Regions from separate parts of the Homo sapiens genome. Here regions 1 and 2 are each linked to region 3. Evidence: chromatin loops called from intact Hi-C (ENCODE). Cell type or tissue: ascending aorta. All regions are shown on one strand. Each heading gives the region's core, and the rest is flanking DNA. Links, peaks and the distances in the headings are about the cores only. Region 1 has its middle 86 kb from the start of ZCCHC2. Region 2 holds the start of SERPINB8 (serpin family B member 8). Region 3 holds the start of VPS4B (vacuolar protein sorting 4 homolog B).

Evidence for each region. Hi-C counts contacts between places; a loop is a spot of excess contacts. Peaks named below come from ENCODE experiments on the same cell type or tissue, not always from the same donor. Only the 100,000 strongest peaks of a DNase experiment are listed, where the experiment ranks them.
Region 1: it touches region 3 in a loop (4-fold over the local background); 9 of 110 quality-filtered maps call a loop at or near these places.
Region 2: it touches region 3 in a loop (7-fold over the local background); 16 of 110 quality-filtered maps call a loop at or near these places.

What each region holds. Positions count from the first base shown.
Region 1 is chr18:62,435,108-62,439,591 of GRCh38, forward strand. No RefSeq gene overlaps it. Among named protein-coding and RNA genes, the nearest start is that of ZCCHC2, 86 kb to the right of the region's middle. In ascending aorta, for the core only: no CTCF peak of the experiment used is centred there; DNase peaks (open chromatin) are centred at 1,804, 2,184, 2,524, 3,034 and 1 weaker place; H3K4me3 peaks cover 1,496 bases; H3K27ac peaks cover 3,392 bases.
Region 2 is chr18:63,968,141-63,972,624 of GRCh38, forward strand. It overlaps SERPINB8 (serpin family B member 8), which reads left to right and starts at 1,941. Exons shown (of 7, transcript NM_002640.4): 1 at 1,941-2,030. LOC105372165 (a long non-coding RNA gene) reads right to left here and starts at 2,364. Exons shown (of 3, transcript XR_935576.3): 1 at 1,183-2,364; 2 at 1-133. It also overlaps a transcript of HMSD not described here. RefSeq lists enhancers at 1,773-1,822, 1,853-2,022, 2,315-2,609 and silencers at 2,083-2,282, 2,293-2,352, 2,423-2,642. In ascending aorta, for the core only: no CTCF peak of the experiment used is centred there; DNase peaks (open chromatin) are centred at 1,921, 2,441 and 2,931; H3K4me3 peaks cover 1,698 bases; H3K27ac peaks cover 2,433 bases.
Region 3 is chr18:63,420,969-63,425,452 of GRCh38, forward strand. VPS4B (vacuolar protein sorting 4 homolog B) reads right to left here and starts at 1,508. Exons shown (of 11, transcript NM_004869.4): 1 at 1,265-1,508. The coding sequence starts at 1,291. RefSeq lists an enhancer at 1,376-1,675. In ascending aorta, for the core only: CTCF peaks have their summits at 1,867 and 2,068; a DNase peak (open chromatin) is centred at 1,593; H3K4me3 peaks cover 2,427 bases; H3K27ac peaks cover 2,437 bases.

The DNA.
Region 1 (4,484 bases), core at 331-4,330, 990 kb before region 3:
ACATTTTTCACTAAGAAAACCATCACCGGGAAATGTATTATACGTTTCTATTATACTTGGTTTTCAAGTTTTCTGCAAAAATCAGGGAAAGCAGCTGAATGACAGCAAGCAGGGACTTACTTAAACCATTGTGTTCTGTCCAGCTCCTGGTAAAATTGACTGAGGTGTCCAAACACTGCCTCTGAAACTTCTTCTGGCAATTTAAGACTGGCACCTTGGATCATTTCATCCAACACTTCTTCTTTGACTGTTGATTCTCTTTTCTATGTAACTGTCCATTTTCTCCCTGACAATCACCTTTTCTTCTGGTGGAGGTAACAGCCCCCTCTCCACATTTCTCCGTGCTGATCTGCAAGGAACGATTTTAAAAAGCTTGGTGTACCTGTTCAAGGTGCATTCTGACAGTCTGAATATATTTTTGCCTGGTTGCAGAGGTTGCAGAGAATGACAGAATTGAAGTCATTCAAGTTCCTTGTCTCTGCCTACAATCACTCCCATTGTCTACTTCTCATCCACTGTTTGGAACAGACACGTGTAGCGGAGTGCTTGTGAATTGACAGCCAAATTAACTTCCATGTGGAATACAATGTTTACTAAAGGATAAACAGTAAAAATGTGCTAATTTAAGCGGAAGCTATACTATTAAACTCAACAGTAACCACAGCTGTTTAGAACTTAGACCAACAAAAGATGATTGGAGGAGGAGTACTGTGTCCCTAACATTATATAGAATTGCCAACACGTAGAGCCGTGCTTAGATCGTTTTATTAGTGTTGTTAAATTCTCTGCAGACAATGTCCCCCGTCATTGCCTGCACCAGGGCAGACTGTCCACTGCCCTCCCTTGCTATACCATAGATCTTAATCTACTGCAGCCTTTAACCAGAAAATTCAGTGGCCTCCCGTGCACAGCTTAGATCTCCGGAACATCCAACCCTTCTGACTATCATAAGAATTCTTACTGATTTCATTATTGACTGGATTAAATAGATTTAAAAGACAGAAATCTCACAGGTTTTTTCCTCCTGCTCAAGTGACAACCCCTTTCGCTATGAAGGAACCCACCAATAACACATCCCTGTCATCTCTCAAGCCCAGCTCTTGCTGGGGAAGAAGAGGGTTCTTTCTGGGGTCTCCCTCTGGCTCCCTGTGTACTCTTTTATCCCTGGCATCTGGGAAGCGGAGTCCTTGTTCCCTTTCAGCTACTAATTAGCTTTGGGATCCTGGCGAAAATGACTTTTCCTTCTGCTTCCTCATTAAAAACAAAACAAGGCCAGGCGTGGTGGCTCACTCCTGTAATCCCAGCACTTTGGGAGGCTGAGGTGGGTGGATCACCTGAGGTCAGGAGTTCGAGACTAGCCTGGCCAACATGGTGAAACTCTCTACTAAAAATACAAAAAATTAGCCAGGCATGGTGGCGGGCGTCTGTAATCCCAGCTACTCGGGAGGCTGAGGCAGGAGAATCGCTTGAACCCGGGAGGCGGAGGTCGCAGTGAACCGAGATCACGCCACTGCACTCCATCTCAAAAACAAAAACAAGCAAACAAGCAAATGGGCAAACATTTAACTGAGTGATTTCTCAGGCCCCTTCAGGGCTTGGCTAGGAGGTCAGATGGCCTTGGCTGGGCCATCCTGGGCTGCTGCAGATGGTGTCAAGGAAGTGAAAGTTCAGATCCTGAAACCGCTGCTCCCTCCCTCAGGCGTGGCCGCAGGCAGTTCCTTGTCCCCATCCCGGGGACATTGCTGACTTTTTAGCTGGTTTCCTTGTTTGGCATCCTCAGAACCATTAGGCCCTGGAGATTTCCAGATGTCTTTTTTAACAATCAGAGCTGGATTTCCTGGGCAATGCCCGCCTCATGCAAACATTCTTATTTTTTATGGCACTGCCCTCAGAGTGTGCAGGAATGAGTTCTAAAGGACAACTCTGGCTCGGCCCAAGGCCATGCTTCCATTCCATACACCCCCTCACACAATCTCACTCCAACCTGTGACGCAGGATGGGGTAGAATCATTATTCCCATTTTAGAGATGGGGAAGCTGAGATGCCAAAGCTTGGAATGAACCACCCAAGGTGATACAGCAGCCCTTTGGGGCAGAACTGGAACTAGAACACCCTCATCCCCATTTCTCCTTACTCACCCACCCCAGCTCCAGCTAGCTTAGCTCAGGCTTGGCCCAGGCCCAGTAATCCCGGTTACACAACTGATATCGGGCACGTACTCAGCTAGAGAGTATAAATAGACCCAGTGCCTTGCCACTGAGAATTTATGATTCAAAAATCACAAGGTTTTACATTGAGTAACCAGATGTCTTTAGAAATATGGCAAAGGAGTAATAGCATAGAAACAGCTCATTTCTATGACTTTGTTTATTTGTGTGTTTTAAATTTGTCACCTATGTCTGGCAACAACACATTTAGGAAGCTGTCCTAAAAAAAGCTATTCACCAGGGATGACACATTTGTGGCACATGCCCTGAGGAGTCCCTGGGGATGTCTGTGGCACGTTGCGACTCTATCACAGCTCTGCCCACTTGGCCCAGATGAGCCTCAGAATCTTCCCTAATCCAGCACTCTGCCCAGACACGTATCTGACAGGGGATTTCAGCTAGTGAGCCAAATTCGATTTGCTGTCCCTGCCACACATTTCAGGCTGCTTATTCCAGGAAATGTGAAATTCCGGTTGTTTGCCCTTTCAGGGAGCTGCAGCCTGGTAACCTTACTCTTCTCTCCATTCACACCACCCCCCCACCCCCCAAACAAGCACTAGGGGCAACGAGCTGCTGGGAAGTGCTAAGCACAGCTTAAAACAGAAGTTACACACCTGAGGTCTGTAAAACCTCGGCAGAAGTGGCCGCAGTTGACTGTGGAAATTATTTCATTGGTAAAGCACTCCTTCCTGAATCCTTCCCAGGATTCCTGGGCAGATGTTCTTTGTAAAGCCCCCTCCCCCAGCCAGAGATCCTCATGTGCCTCATCGCCTTGAGAATCGCAGCTGTCTTGAAGATCTTTCCTATTTCTGGGAGGACTGAGTCTTGAAGGTGGAGTCAAATCGTTTGGAAATGATTTATGTGGACATTTCGGCCGGGGTGAGTGGTGAGGAAGGAACCCTGAGCGCCAGCCACACCCTTTACCCTTCCTAGGACGTCCAAGTCGCATACCCATTAAGTTAGTCCGTCTTAAAGGTCAACATGGGGTAAGTCCGGGATTAGGACCTGAAAGGAGCCATGAGCCCTGTGCTGGGGCTAAGTTGCATTCCCCCAAAATTCCACGTCCACCCAGAACCTCAGAATACAGCCTCATTTGGAAACAGGATCTTTGCAGATGTAATTAAGGGGGGAGATGAGATCACACTGGATTAGGGTGAGCCCTCAATCCAATGAGAGTGTCCTCATAAGAGAGGGAAAGGGACGCACAGAGACACGGAGAAGGCCACGTGGCGACGGAGGCAGAGACCGGAGGGATGCCGCTCCAAGCCCAGGCGTGCCGAGGAAGAGGCAGGGGACGATTTTACCCTGGGACCTTCGGAAAGAGCATAGCTCTGCCAACACTTTGATGTTTGGACATCTGACCTCCAGGACTCTGACACATACATTTCTGTTATTTCAAGCCACCCAGTTTGTGGTCATCGGTTCCAGCAGCCTTCTCAAACTAATACACTTTCCAAATAATATACCTGCTCCCAAGTCTTCACTCAGGTTCTGCTCTTGGGAGAGAGGAAACCCAAACTAAGACAGTAGGTATAAATACCCTCATATTACAGGTGAGGAAACTGAGGCACGGCTTCACTCACAAAGCAGCTGTGGGACCCAAGCACCCAGCAGCTATGTTGGGGCTCAGATGAGGCTGAGTCCATTCTCTACGCTGTCTGCTGTGGCGCATCAGTGATTCTGAATGTAAACTGAAGGCCTACGGCAGCTTTGTCAGCTCAGCAGCCAAGCAAATGACCCGAGAAAAATGGGGGCAATCACAGGCTACTTGGTGCTGGAAATGGGGTCATTAAAACATAAAATTATCAGACCCTTTTGTAAGCAATGGTTGCCGTGAGAAGGCCCATGAGGCAGTAGGGGGTGGGGAACTAATCTCTTTCTTTACACCTTGGGGAAGCAGACCTTCAACAGGCTCAGTCGCCAGGTCCTTTGTCGCATACATGGTCATTGGTTGGGAAGATTCAGTTAATCAGGGCACTTTGCCTGAGAAAATCGCTTTAACAATTTTTTTTCTTTTTTATTATTATTATTATACTTTAAGTTTTAGGGTACATGTGCACAATGTGCAGGTTAGTTACATATGTACACATGTGCCATGCTGGTGTGCTGCACCCAATTAACTCGTCATTTAGCATTAGGTATATCTCCTAATGCCATCCCTCCCCCCTCCCCCCACCCCACAACAGTCCTCAGAGTGTGATGTTCCCCTTCCTGTGTCCATGTGTTCTCATTGTTCAATTCCCATCTATGAGTGAGAACATGCAGTGTTTGGTTTTT
Region 2 (4,484 bases), core at 118-4,117, 550 kb after region 3:
GTCCTCCTCTCCATTTCTCCTGCCTCTGTTTCATTTCAGCTTTCCTCATCTCTCATCCATGCTGCGTCCTTAACGCCTCACTGCAGGCAATGGTACCCTCCTACAATATACTCCATGTTGCAGCCAGAGGGACCTTCGTAAATACAAATATGATTATGTTTCTCCCCAGCTTAAAATCCTTTTGTGTTTCCCCATAGTCCACAAGGGAACGAAGAAACACCACCAACAGCGTCCACATGGCCTTCACGACATGGCCCTGTGGACACATCAGACGTTGTCTTGCAGTGCCTCATCCACACTATCTGTACCACTGCAGGCCTGGATACGTCATGGTTTTCATGGTGCTATCTTGTGCCTCTTTGCACCTGCACGCACTGTGTTTCCTACATGGGATATCTGTGTTTACAACCAAACTCCCAGGGGCCAAATTATATCCTTTGTAAAGGACTTCAAACCACCAGGCATTTGCTGGAAGTTTCACGGAGGAAAACAAGCATTTTTCATCTTTTAATCTGTTTTGCTGGTCAAAGAGGAAAAGGAGTGGATGGACAAAGTGGGGCCCAAAGTCTGGATCTAGTTCTGACCAACAAGGAGAAATTGATGCACAATGGGGAAGTGACCTTGGCATTTTCAACTGGCAGAGCCGGTAAGTTTGGGCACAGTTCAAATGTGAGTCTGTAGCCACTAGAGAGAGGGGTTTCAAAGTCATGGAGAAAAGATGGGGGTGAATCCTGCACCAAGACTTATTGAGGAGAGTTCTTGGGAACAGTTACTTTTAGGATTCCACAGGGAAATCACTGAGCGAGTTTTACAAAATACTGCTGCTGGGTTCCCTCCTCCAAGAGATCTTTACTTAATTGGTTTGGGGTGCAGAGTGGGAATGTGCATCTTTAAAAGCAGAATTCCCAAACTGGAGAGCTCTGTGAGAGCTTCCTGCAGGAGACATTATTTGAACTGAATTTTGAAAGACAAGCTTGCATGCCAGGAACCCCATGTATATGAACAGAGGATATGAAGGAATGTAAATAATTTGCTATGGCTCTAAAGAAAAGAAGGGAGAAATCAAGACGTGAAGAGGCTTACACTCCTTGCTCAATAGTTTCTAATTTATCTTTTTGGATAAGAGGATGTTATAAAGGATTTTAAACTGAGGTATAAAATAATTAGAATTGGAATGTTTACCTGAACTTCAGAGTAGGCAATAGGTTGGCATGGATCAGAACTGTAGGTAGGAAAATTAATTGTTTAGGAGAGACATGAGACATGATAGAGGTGACAGAGTATGGACAGGAGGAACACAAAAGTGATAGAAGTAACAGGACTGTTGATCATTTAGTTAAAAGAACTGCGGAGGGACACACCCAGGTTTCTGAGAGATGTCCAGTAGTACACAGGTAACATCTACGGCTCGAGACAGGTTAGAGATTTTGAAGAAATAAGTTAAAAGTTGAAACATGAACCTATGGATATAGTGGAGGTCATACAAGAAGATCATATTATAATGAAAAGAAGAGGGCTTAGAATGGTAGGAAAGGAATCAGGATACCAAGCAAAGGAGTCAGGAAAGAAGGGAAGGGTGCTCTGGAAATCCTGGGAAGGTCAAAGAAGAAAGGGCTAAATGTCGCCAACAAACAAAATGAAATAAGACCTGGGATGTATTTTTTGGCCAAGGCAATTAGAAAATGATTAGTATCCTTATCAGGAGCAATTTCAGAGAATGTTTGGGTGGACGTCTAACTACAGTGGAGTCAAACGTGAATCAACGGTGAAAAAAGGACAATAGCCAATGTGTACACTTTTTATAAAAACCACCCTCCAAGGACCAGGCACTGGCCCTCTCTCCGGTGCCCACAGACATCCACACAGGCCCAAAGAATCAGGGATTGCACAAGCCAGAGCAATCGAACGGTTCTGAGTCATCTGCCGGAAGCCTTGCCCTCAATCAAGGCGGACGTGAAGCATCTACAAAGGAGGAATAGTCAAAGCAGCAGCGGCGGCGGCGGCGGCGGCAGCAGCAGCAGCAGCAGGAGGTGGGGGCCTCTGCCAGGTACCGGGCGGGGCAGGCACGGAGGTGCCCAGGTTCCCGCGGAGGCCACCTCTTCCCTGGAGTGCGTGAGAGAGGGGAAGGGAGGAAGGCCAGAGCAGGAATCAGAGCGAGGCAAAGGCGGGCAGGAACTAGGAGAATGACGGCGGGAGGCGGCCGGGAAAGAGAGTCGCGGGGCTGTGGGGGTCGCCCTGGCACCAGCCGGGGTCCCAAGCCCCACCGCGAGACCCGGCGAAGGCCGAGGGCCGGGTCCCGAGAACAGGTGCGCCCAGACCCGCCCTGAATAGGAAGCTGCCCCTGGAGAGGGAGCGTCTGTTTCTAGGCTTGCGATTTGCTGCGCTGTGATTTGCTGCCGGATGGGAGCGGGGGGTGACGCGAGCAGTGAGTTTGGAAGCGCCGGAAGCTTGGGCGGGAGCCCCGGGAGGGCGAGTGGGAGGAGCCGCCGCTGCGGAGGAGGCTCCGGGAGTGCGGGTGGCGGGGCCTGGAATTTCCGTGGCGCCTGGGGCAGATCGGGGAGGCGCCGAGTCCCTGCTCCCCTGGCGCCCAAGCTTGCCCCTGTGCTTACAGCCTATTGGTTGCACCTTCTCCTTCCCTTCCTGTCCCCCCCCTCCGTTCTTTCCACCCCTGCCTTCATCTTTCTGTATCTTTCATATTCTCTTCTTCATTGTCTGCTTCCTCTCAAATGGGATGGGGTTGGGGGTGCTTCTTCACCTACGCCCCTCTCTGTTGCAGCCACCGGCGTTACTTTAACCAATTCCTCACTTTCCAGACACTCTCAGTCCTCTGGCTGCTGCTTCACTCCTGAGACCTCTCCATTCCAAAGGGCCTCACCCAGGGCTGCTCTCCGGGCCCCTCCCGCTTCCCTGCCTCGGGCTCTGCGTAGACCGCGCCCTCTTCCCTGGGTCCACTCGCAGGGGCAGACTCGTCTCCCCAGTTCTCCCAGCACACCCTGATGGCTGGGTCTCAGTCTCCGTTTCGCGCGCGCGCTCTCCCCTCGCCCTCCTCTGTCTCTTCCTTTTACTACCTCCAGATATTGGAAATTCCACAGAAATAGGTGGATTTCTTCCCTTGTGCCTCCACTAGATGTTCTGTGTAGTTTCATCCATTCTCATGGAACCTCTCGGAATCGGGATGCTGATGGCTCCAGGTCTCTGGCTCTAGACAGTCTACTCATCCCCGTCCCTAACTGTTTACAAACATCCTTGGCTGTCTTTGTTACAGGTTCACCTGGTATGGTGTGTTCCACGCATCTCAAATGGAACAAGTCATATTCCCCATTCCAGCCTGACTCCTCATTTAAAATTCCAGTGGTTCACGACCCACCCTGAGTATGAATTTATAACAGCTAGGCGCCTCGGGACTGGGCCCTCCTGTGCTCTGTCCCTATGTGAGCAGTCACTGCCTGGCAATTCCAGCCCCCACTTCTCTATTGCAGACAATCCCTCTGCTTTCAGCAGTCCCTGGCCCATGGTGGTGGCCTACGCGCCAGCTCCCCAGCCTCTTTTCATACCAAATACTGAGCCGGGTTATCTTTCTAAAGCCCCAATGCACTCATATGAGACGTTTGTTTAAAAACCATGCATGGCTTTCCAGACCATAATCTCAAGTTCAAACTCCTAAATGTGGCATAAGGGTCCGTCCTATCTCACTACCACGTGGCTCACAGGAAACCATAGAAACCCACCCCAGGGGCACCACACAAACCATGCCCTTTGTCTTCCTGCCACATTCTTGGCACCTGCTAATTCCTCAGCCTATTATTTGCATCCCCCATTTCACCACCTACGGAATGCCTGCCCGGCTTTTCTTTTTTCTTTTTTTTTTTGATATGTGGTTTTAATAAGTTTCATTACCTATTGAATAAATACAAAAGAACATTTAAAATGTGTATTGAATTATAAAGAACAGCAGTACAACCCATCACCCAGTTTAATAACTGGAATATTGTCATCGCTGGAGGCCGTGTTTCCCTACTGATCACACCCTCCTCCCTCATCACATCCGCTTCCCTCCCCTCTGTATCACCACCTTCCTGAGTTTCATGATAATAACGACATAGTTTTACTGTCTACACATGCATCCAGAATGATTTAGTTTAGCCTGGTTTTGAACTTTACGTATATGGAATAATACTGTATTACTCTGTGGCTTAATCCTTTAATACATTATTTGTGGGAATTGTCCATGTCAAAAACTAAAGAACTTATAGATATGGTTCTTTCAGTTTTTATTGTTCTGTATTCCATTATACTAATATACTACAATCCATTTATCCATTCTGTTTTTGATGGACATTTGGGTTGTTTCTTTTTTATTATTATACTTTAAGCTCTAGGGTAAAAGTGCACAATATGCAAGTTTGATACATAGGTATACATGAGCCATGTTGGTTTGCCGCACCCATCAACTAGTCATTTACATTAGGTATTTCTCCTAATGC
Region 3 (4,484 bases), core at 256-4,255:
TGGAGGTTGTAGTGAGCTGAAATCACGCCACTGCACTCAAGCCTGGGCGACCGTGCAAGACTCCGTCTCAAAAAAAAAAAAAAAAAGAAAGAAAAGAAAAGGAAAAAAACACAGACAAATCAACACTTGACTTATTCCACAAAATGAGTCATTGTTGCAATTATACAATTATAATATTTTGTGAAAGATAACAATTATTTTAATAATCTTCTAGGTCGATTTTCAAGATGAAAGTCCCAAGCAAGCCTCCTTTCCCACTCTTTTTGTGTATGTGTGTGTGAAATTTTAATCTCTGTTTAAGTGGGTCTACTTTGAGTGGTCTTTCTTCAGAATCAATTATCATGGGTTAAGGAGTTCTTCCATTACCTTTGATGCCTCTGTCAGGCACTCCAATAACTGCTTGTTCAACAAACTACCGGAAGTCCACGACGGGGACTCAATACAAGTATTTTAGGCTACTCTTTTGTGCCTTATTGACTTACTGGACTGGGAGTCCTCTACATTAAGCCACATTACATTCTAAACGCCACTGAAGCCCTAGATCCATTCTGGGGATGGGAGACACCATTACATTAAGAAATTTCTTTTCTGAACGAATTCCATTCCACAGAGGACTAACGATTAAGCCTAAAATCTTAAGATTCCATGATTTGTGTACAAAACACTGTGCTCATTGCGGTAGAGGAGGGGAAGTGGAGCCACACAGAGGTTTAAGAATACTCCTCGATCTTACACACTACCATCTGGGAGCCACAGGAGTGTGCACATAAATTCAATGACTTCACGGAGATTGCATGCAGGCTGGCTGTAATCTCAGATTCTTGGTCTGTTCCCATATCTCTACTCACCTGACAGCTCAGAATGAAGGGGTCTGCTGTCAGCTTGAGAAACTAAGACCGAACTATGACCACCCTATCTTCAACTGGTCCAGAATAGGGCTTTGCAAAAATTACGTTCTTTCTTTCTCCGTTAACCCTGATTGGAGAAACCTGCCCAGATCTTGGCTGGTTTGGAAGCGGGAAGTGTCAACAAAAGTGAAGAGTCTCACAAAGCCAGTAGCTCGGGAGACCCCAAGAGCGGGCCAGAAACGACCTTTCCGTTGGAAAACGGGCCCCTCTCCCACCTGCTGCAGGTCCCCGGACCCGCCCTCCTGCGCCTCGACCACAGGCGCGGCCGCTTCCTCCCTTCTCCCCGCCCCCCACCCGCTTCTCGCGCCTCCCCTCGATCCCAGCTCCCTAGGGGGACGGGAGATGAGCAATGATACCTGGAGGTTGGGCGAAGTGGATGACATGGCGGAGTTCCCAGGCGGTTCCCAAGGGAACGAGGGGCGAGGAGAGCCAACAGCAGCAACGTCGAAGCGCGCACGGGGTAACAGCCCTCAAACTGGGGAGGCCGGTGGTTCTCGGACCGCGAAGGGCAGCCTCCCTTCCGGAACTTGTTTTAGACAACACTCTCTCCACCAGAGCTCCGACCCTCCCCACCAAACTTCCGCAATCCCGAGGCCCTCTAGGTTCTGGTCCCGCCTCTGCTCCGGGCACTTCCGATTTCGTCATCAGCACGCGCACCCAGTCACCAGACTCCCTTCTCTAGCCACAGCGCAGGCCCTCCCTGGGCCGGGAGAAGTAGCCTGGAAGCCAATCGAGCCCTGGCGGAAGTCGGGCTCGGCGCAGGCGCACTGAGACTCTGGCCTAGGCGCGGGCGGCAGCCTGGCAGACCTAGGAGAGCGCAAGCGCGGAAGCACAGAGCCGGGTTTTGTTGTTTGTTTGTTCCCCACCCCCGGGGACGTCTTTTACTTTGAGATGAATTATTGGCCCCGGCTCCCTTCCCTCCTCATCCACATGCTTTGTTGCCTCGTAGCTTTTGAGTGAAAAAGTCGTCCATTTCCAAGACCCGCCGACTGGGGGCTTTGGGCCTGTGACTGCGCCTTCACTCCGTGTCCTCTGTGGAATGGGGGCGATCACCGTCCTCGTCTCGGTGGTGAATAATTCAGGAGGGAGTGCGCGGTGAGGCGGCCGCACAGCGGTGCGCTAGCAGTCAGGCCGCGGGCGGGTCGGCGCTCGTTCCCGCTTGTTCTTCCCACGCCACTCGGCATCTTCCAAATGACTGTTGTGTTGGGAAGATGAATGTAAATAAGGCGTGGACGGCCGCTGTCCTCGAGTATGTGGTCTGAGAGGGAAGCACTTGTCCTGTAAAATGGGCATATCAGATATTATTTATGCCAGTTATGTTTACAAGCAAATGGCTTGAGGAGGTTGAATGCGTCAGGGATTAGAGGCAGAACCAAAGTAAAACCCTTTCTCAGCCTTCCTATGGTTTGCAGCCACCACCACCCTTTTCTTCTTTTCATAGTTAACATTCTCAAAGGAAAGCAACATAGATGTTTAATCACTCCATCATTTTTTTCTCACTCATTTCTTAATTTTTTCTCATCTGGCATCTCCGAAAGAATTAAAGTCCTCTCCTCTTCCCTCTTCATTGGTATTGTCAACTACCCAGTTCTTGTTTGTCCAGCTTCCCAATATTCCTTATCTGCTTCCTTCACTGTCTCCCTTTCTTACTCCTCCCTGAGCTTAAGCTGAATTTACTCAAGAGTCTGATGTCCTCTTCTCTCTTCACCTCTGCTCATCTAACTCTCTTCTTGAGCTTCAGCTATCAATAGACTAGAAATTGCTTCAAATCTGGATCTCTAGACCCACCCCATCCCCAGCCCAGCATTTACAACAGCCTCCCAGAGGTTTCCTTCACAGGGTTTTTCTGCAAGACAAATTCAACATACTCTAATTAATTACCTTCTACCCTAAACTTCTTTCTCTGGTCTCTCCTTAGAATAGTATTGCCAAATCTGTATCATCCAGGCTCGAAGCACAGAGCCCTCTCTCTGCCCTGCATCTACCCGTCCTTTCTTCCCACTTGTGAATTTGCCTTCGCAAAATGATGACTGAGACAGTGAAAGAGATCTAACTTAACCAACTCCATCTTACTTTTAACCTCCAAGCTGTCCTTGTACATTCCTGAGCATAGGCTGAACTAACTGTGGGAGAAACTGAGTTTATAATTTAAGCAAAGATGGGCCGGGCGTGGTGACTCACGCCTGTAATCCCAGCACTTTGGGAGGCCGAGGTGGGTGGATCACTTGAGGTCAGGAGTTCGAGACCAGCCTGGCCAACATGGTGAAACTCCATCTCTACTAAAAATACAAAAATTAGGCCGGGTGTGGTGAGTCACGCCTGTAATCCCAGCACTTTGGGAGGCCAAGGCGGGCGATCACCTGAGGTCAGCAGTTCAAGACCCGCCTGGCCAACATGGTGAAACCCTGTCTCTACTAAAAATACAAAAATTAGCTGGGCATGGTGGTGCGTTCCTGTAATCCCAGCTACTCGGGAGGCTGAGGCAGGAGAATTTCTTGAACCGGGACCTAGGAGGCAGAGGTTGTGGTGAGCTGAGATCGCACCACAGCACTCCAGCCTGGGCTACAGAGCGAAACTCTGTCTCAAAACAAACAAACAAAAATTAGCCAGGCGTGATGGTGCCTGCATGTAACTCCAGCTACTTGGGAGGGTGAAGCAGGAGAATCACTAGAACCCAGGAGGCAGAGATTGCAGTGAGCCAAGATCACACCACCGCACTTCAGCCTGGGCAACAGAGTGAGAATCGGTAAAAACAAACAAACAAACAAAAAACCCCTCTTTTATCACCAGTAATAAGCCATGTTGTTATGATGGAACCCCTGATGTGGAGAAGGGCACATTAGCTCTGTGGTATGCTTCCCAAACCTGTAACCTCAATCTAATCATGAGAAAACATCAGAAAAATTCATATGGAGGGTTTTTCTACTTCTACAAAATAACCAGTGCTCCTCAAAAATGTCAAGATCATAAAAGACAAGGAAAGACTGAGGAACTGTCACAGATTGTAGAGACTAAGAAGATGACAACTAAATGCAGTATGGGATTCTGGATTGGATCCTGAAACAGAAAAGGGCCATGAGTTGAAAAACTGTTGTAAGAATGAGAATAAAGTCTGCAGTTTAGCTAATAGTATTTTATCAATGTTAATTTCTTATTGTTGATAAATGTACCATGGTTATTTAAGATGTTAACAGTAGGGGAAATTGGGTGAAGAATATATGGGAATTCTCTGTATACCTTTGCAACTATTCTGTAAGAGTTTATTTTTAATTTTTATTTGTGTATTTATTTTTATTTTTTTTGAGACAAAGTCTCGCTCTGTCACCCAGGCTGGAGAGCAGTGGCACAATCTCGGCTCACTGCATCCTCCACCTCCCATAACAATTCTCCTGCCTCAGCCTCCCGAGTAGCTAGGATGACAGGCGTGTGCCACCATGCTTGGCAAATTTTTTGTGTTTTTGTAGAGATGGGGTTTTGCCATTTTGTCCAGGCTGGTCTCGAACTCCTGTCCTCAAGTGATCTGCCTGCCTCAGCCACCCGATGTGCTGGGATTACAGGCGGGAACCACCACACCCA